2 separate regions of the Homo sapiens genome follow, and region 1 is linked to region 2. A link is a loop called in an ENCODE intact Hi-C map of the cell type or tissue named here. Cell type or tissue: gastrocnemius medialis. All regions are shown on one strand. Links, peaks and the distances in the headings refer to the core of each region. The heading gives the core; the rest is flanking DNA. Region 1 overlaps PLEKHG5 (pleckstrin homology and RhoGEF domain containing G5). Region 2 overlaps DNAJC11 (DnaJ heat shock protein family (Hsp40) member C11).

Region 1 (2,896 bases), core at 158-2,657, 160 kb after region 2:
CCACCAAGCGCACCTACTGTGCACCAGGACTGTTCTAAGTGCCGAGGACACAGTGAGATGCAGACGGCCAAGGCGCTGGCTTCTGGAGAGGACAGTCTGGTAGGGAAGAATGATGATAAAAAAGTGAACAAAGAAATGAATTACAGGTAGTAATAAACACTAAGAAGGAAATAATTTAACTTAAAGGAATTGAGAGTGGGAGGGTAAGGGTGGTTTATTTTAAGATGAGGGAAAAGGACGTCTTAGAGGTAACATTTAAGTTGGGGCCCGGTGTCAGCTGTTTCAAGATAGGGTGCGTGGAATTCCAGACAGAAAATACAGAGGAGAAGGCCCTGAGCTTGGCGAGCTGTAGGGAGAGAAGGAAGACCGGCAGGTGGACCCTGTGCGGACCAGCTGGGAGGGAGGCGGGAGCCCGGCCATGGTGGGATTTCACTATAAGCAAGATGGGAAGTTTTAGTTTTCAAAACTCTGCCTGTTGGCCGGGTGTGGTGGCTCATGCCTGTAATCTCAGCACTTTGGGAGGCCAAGGTGGGGGTGGATCACTTGAGATCAGGAGTTAGTGACCAGCCTGGTCAACATGGCGAAACCCCATCTCTACTAAAATACAAAAAGTAGCTGGGTGTAGTGGCGGGCGCCTGTAATCCCAGCTACTGGGGAGGCTGAGGCAGAAGAATCACTTGAACCTGGGAGGTGGAGGTCGTAGTGAGCTGGGATCATGCCACTGCACTCCAACGTGAGTGACAGAGCAAGATTCCGTCTCAAAAACAAACAAACAAAAAACAAAAACACAACTCTGCCTGTGGTGTAGACAGTGGGTGACCTGGGCTTTGGGAGTGGAGACAGCCCTGGAAGTCTCCCAGCCTCTAATAAAACGCTGCTGCCCTCCCAAAGCCATCTCACGGACCCTGGCCCCCTTCCCACCCTCTTTCCCCATGGAACCAGGTGGAGGAGGAGCAATTAGGGGTGGGTGGGCTGATGACAGACAGCATGGCCACCTCACCCCCATGGGTTCTGAGGAGTGTCCCAAGGAGGCCATCCCAGAATCCCAGAGCCACAGTCTGAGTTTCAGTCTTGCCTGTAGACTTTTGTCTCTTTATGTCACTTTATCCCCCACGCCGTGAATGGGGCTAATGGTGCCTGCCCTGCCTTCCTGGGAATCAGTGTAAAAGCGCTTTGACAGCCGTGTAGTGGTGACTCCAGCACCAGAGTCTGGGCGTTTGCGTCCTCTCAGGCTTTGCTGAGTGCCCCCTGGCGGTGGGGACCTGGCCTAGAACTGCAGGGACCTGGGCTGCTGTGCCATGTGGGTCGCCAGGGTTTCCTGATGCCTCCACCTCACCCAGCTCCTGGGGGCTGCCAAGGATAGCCTCTCAGAGCAGCCCGCCTTCTGCCCACGGCCCTTTCCAGAGGCCACCGGCCTTTGGCTCTCGGCCTCTGCCGTACCTGGGCAGTGAGCAGTCGGTGTGAGGGGGTGTCCCTGGGGCTCAGGCTCTCGGGCAGGGGTCTCCAGGTTGATGGGAGGGGCTGAGATGAGAGCTGGTTGTGAGGTTGGGGTGGGTGTGTGACTGGGGCTCAAAGCTGGTGTTGGAGCAGAGAGGGGTGTCCCTGGGGCTAGATGGAGAGCCGGACCAAGGACCCTGAGGGGAGTGTGCCCCATCCTGGCCTCCCCCTTCTGGTGCCTGTATTCTAAGAGCTCCCTTGCTGGGAGTAAGAAGGGGTCCCCTGGGCTGAGGCTCCGAGGCGGGGGTGGGGGTCTCCAGGAGGAAGGGAGGAGGGAAGGTACCCTTCTGGCTGGGAGGGACCGTGCGTGTTGGCGCTGAGGGTGAGGTGGGGACCACAGCAGAGTGGGCACCCCCAGGGCTGGGCGGGGATCGAGTCACCCAGGGGAGGGGCTCCACAGTCTCCAAGGTGGGGGGGGGTGTCACCAGCGCCCCCTGCCTCCAGCATTCAAGGAGCTCCCCAGGAGAAAGAGCAAGTTCTGAGGAGCCCTCTGAGCCCGGCATTGGTGTTGAGGAGGGAGTCAGAGAAGAGAGGGGCCCGGGGCCGCGCAGAGGCGCAGAGGTGGGGGTACCCCGGGCCAGGCAGAGGTGGGAAGGTGGGGGTCCCGGGGACTGGGCGGAGGCGGGGCTGTGGGGGTCCCCCGGCCGGGCAGAGGTAGGGGTGTGGAGTCCCCGGGTCTGGGCAGAGGCGGGGAGGCGGGGGGTCGCCCGGGCAGGCGGAGGCGGGGGTGTAGGGGTTCCCGGGCGGGGAGGCGGGGATCCCCGGGGCTGGGTGGCGAGGGCCCGGGCGGGAGGGAGGTGTCCGCCTTCCTGGGGGGCTGGGGGCTGTTCCGGGCCCGGCCCTCCCCGGGGTCCCCGCGCTCGGCGGGGGCGGGCGCGGCCGCACAATGGCAGGAAGCGGGGCTCCGCGCTTTGTCCGGCGGGCGGCGCAGACCGCGGCTTCCTCCGGCCGCCATGGGGACAGGACCCGGTGTCTCCGGACGCCTAGCAGCCTCCAGGCCGGGCCCGGGGCTGCCCCTCCGGGACTCGGAGCCCTCCTGGGCCGGGGGTCGTGCCCGCGACGGTGATAGCCAGGTACGGGGCCGGGACGGGGCGGGAACGGGGCTGGGTGCCCAGTTCTCGCCTGCAGCCGCCCAGTCCTGTGCGGGAGGCCAGGGAGGGGGTGCCCGTGACTATGGGCCCCGCGGCCCCCAGGGGAAGGATGCGGCCCATGGCGGCCGAGCCCCCTACCTGGGCAGCTGCACCCTGGTGACGGGGACCTCGGACTCCGGGGTGTGTCCCCGCCGGCTGAGATGTCCCCGCCAATTCTTGGCGCTTTGTGTCTGGGGCCAGCTCCGGACACACCTGTGGGTCCCGGGCCCTATGCTGGGCCGCCCCTCTCCTTTCCTTCCTCTGCCCTG
Region 2 (2,896 bases), core at 175-2,674:
GGTGAAACCCTGTCTCTACTAAAAATACAAAAATTAGCCAGGCGTGGTGGTGGGCACCTGTAATTCCAGCTACTTGGGAGGCTGAGGCAGGAGAATTGCCTGAACCCGGGAGGCAGAGGTTGCAGTGAGCCAAGATCGTGCCACTGCACTCCAGCCTGGGCGACAGAGCCGAGACTCTGTCTCAAAAAAAAGAAAAAAAGCTGCTTTGGGTCTTATGAGGGAGGGGACTGGGAATCTAGGTGTTTCAAGCGCCCCAGGTGATTCTTAAGGTCACACAAGCTTGGGAGACACTTCATTAAGCAAAATCTTTTGGCCGTTTTGTTCTGGTTGAGCCTCAGTGTCTATTCATTGAGTGGTCACCAAGAGTTTGGGGTGGACTGATCATCAGCATTTACAGGTTTGGAAATTGAATTTAGTTTTACTACTCAGAGCTTATTAGACTTGAGCAGATTTAAACGGAAGGACAACTGATTTATAAACAAGGGGGTGATGTGTGACCAAGGATGCCAGCTTCTTTTTTTTGTTTGTTTTGTTTTGTGTTTGAGACGGAGTCTTGCTCTGTCACCAGGCTGGAGTGCAGTGGCGCAGTCTTGGCTCACTGCAACCTCCACCTCCCAGGTTCAAGCTATTCTGCCTCAGCCTCCCAAGTAACTGGAACTACAGGCACATGCCACCACGCCTAGCTAATTTTTGTATTTTTACTAGAGACGGGGTTTCACCATGTTGGCCAGGATGGTCTCAATCACTTGACCTTGTGATCCACCCACCTCGGCTTCCCAAAGTGCTGGGATTACAGGCGTGAGCCACCGCGCCCGGCCTACTAGCCCAGTTTCTTAATATATAGTGGCCAGGTTAGTTATGGATGTCTGCTAACCACGGTCCTCTAATCCTTGGATCAAGTTGCAGATGTTCCTTGATTTACGATGGAGTTACGGCCGAATAAGCCATCTTAAATCAAAAATATCGACCTGTTGGCTGGGCACAGTGGCTCGTGCCTATAATCCCAGCACTTTGGGAGGCTGAGGCAGGTGGATCACCTGGGGGCAGGAATTCGAGACCAGTCTGGCCAACATGGTGAAACCCCATCTCTACTAAAAATACAAAATATTAACCGGACATGGTGGTGGGCGCCTGTAGTCCCAGCTACCCAGGAAGCTGAGGCAGGAGAATCACTTGAATCCAGGAGGCGGAGGTTGCAGTGAGCTGAGAAGATCACGCTACTGCACTCCAGCCTGGACGAGCGAAACTCCGTCAAAAAAAAAAAAAAAAAAAAAAGACCTGTCCAGGCTCAAGTGCTCCTTCCTCCTCAGTCGCTGAGACTACAGGGCGTGCCGCTACACCTGGCTAATTTTGTGTCTTTTTTGTAGAGATGGGGGTTTTGTCATGTTGTCCAGGCTGTCCTTGAACTCCTGGGGTGAAGCAATTTGCCTCCTCAGCCTCCCAAAGTGCTGGGGTTACAGGTGTGAGCCAATGAGCCTGCCTACTGTTATTTTAATGGCATAAACATCACCTCCAGAGCTTAGAAAGGAGAGAAAGAAACTTAGGCAATTGATGTGGAGCTCTTTATTAAAGAAACCAGCTGTTAGTTTACCCTTCAGCACCTTGAATGAAGTGTGAATTTCTGTTAGTAAAATGAAATACCTCTTTTCAACCAGAAGATGGGGCTGGACTCCCTTGGAAAGAAACTGCAGAGGCTCTTTTCGGGAACCGGTTTCCTGTGCTCGCTTTGCCTGTAGTTTCTGTCACTAGTACCCAGCTGTGGTCACTAGTACATCAGAAATCACACAGCAGCTCCAAAAATATACTGATGCCTCCACCCAGAAATTCTGGTTCCATAGGTCTGGGGTGTCCTCTAGGTAAGTGATTCTCAAACTCTACTGCACATTGGAATCATTGGGACACTTAGCACTCCAAGCCCACACTGAAGGAATCAGCATGCCGGCGAAGAAGCCACCAGCCGTGATTTGTGGATGAGCCAGGTGATTCCAGCGTGCAGTATGAGCACCACTGTCTTGGACTGCTTAATATGAGACCCTCCGTTGGTGATTCTGACTTGCACTCCTCGGCCCCCATCCATTCTAACTTGAGTGGGGTTGCATCTGCTGGCATAGGAATGCAGACAGTCAGGTGCCTATTTGGTTGTAGCTAAAGTTAGGGCGGCTGAGGGGAGTCGGGAGGTTACTAGGAAGATTCTGGCTAGGACCCTCCCCCTCTGTGTGGATAGAGGCCTGACCTCCTGCTTTTTTTTTTACTGGGAGCTGGCCCAGGGATGCATAGACGTGACAGTAAGTGAGGTCTTAGCCAGGCAGAGAGGAAGTAACAGAACAGCTGAGAGCAGGTGCTATCCAGGACCTATTCTGTCTCTGTGTCTCTCCAGCTTTGTGACAACAAACTGTGCTCTGCAGTTTTCATCCCGTGGAATCCGACCCGGCCTGACCACTGTCCTAGCTCGGAACCTAGACAAGAACACCGTGGGCTACCTGCAGTGGCGATGGGGTATCCAGTCAGCCATGAACACTAGCATCGTCCGAGACACTAAAACCAGCCACTTCACTGTGGCCCTGCAGGTGAGCCGAGCAGCCATCATCTCCTGCAGACAGAGCTCTGGGAGGACCCCTCCTCCCAAGCACTCAGTGCTCCCCTTAAATCCTGCGTCCTGATCACCACTAAGTCTAAGCCCATACAGGGCCCTGAGGGGCAGGCTCTCGGTGCTCACACTCGAGTGACCTGGTGGAACCTTCGAGTATGAAATGCAGTTGCCTTCAGGCGCCTGGGGCAGCTTTGTTGGATCATCTTAAAGCAGAACAACATCTTAATGTCTGGTGGGAGCCACCCACGGAATTGGGGGCGGGCAGATGAAGCCCCATAGCAGAATCATGCCCTCGGACGCCCCTGT

The links. A loop is a pair of places that touch in the nucleus more often than their neighbours do. Peaks named below come from ENCODE experiments on the same cell type or tissue, not always from the same donor. Only the 100,000 strongest peaks of a DNase experiment are listed, where the experiment ranks them.
Region 1: a loop joins it to region 2, with 13 times the contacts of the local background. A loop is called at or near these places in 84 of 110 quality-filtered maps.

What each region holds. Positions count from the first base shown.
Region 1 is chr1:6,484,998-6,487,893 of GRCh38, reverse strand. All of the region lies in intron 1 of PLEKHG5 (pleckstrin homology and RhoGEF domain containing G5), which reads left to right. Among named protein-coding and RNA genes, the nearest start is that of PLEKHG5, 5.2 kb to the left of the region's middle. In gastrocnemius medialis, for the core only: CTCF peaks have their summits at 1,042 and 1,244 (motif pointing left); a DNase peak (open chromatin) is centred at 1,224; H3K4me3 peaks cover 260 bases; H3K27ac peaks cover 1,023 bases; H3K27me3 peaks cover 532 bases.
Region 2 is chr1:6,645,460-6,648,355 of GRCh38, reverse strand. DNAJC11 (DnaJ heat shock protein family (Hsp40) member C11) reads left to right here. Exons shown (of 16, transcript NM_018198.4): 8 at 2,378-2,567. Among named protein-coding and RNA genes, the nearest start is that of THAP3, 22 kb to the right of the region's middle. RefSeq lists an enhancer at 1,744-2,243. In gastrocnemius medialis, for the core only: CTCF peaks have their summits at 1,472 and 1,671 (motif pointing right); no DNase peak of the experiment used is centred there.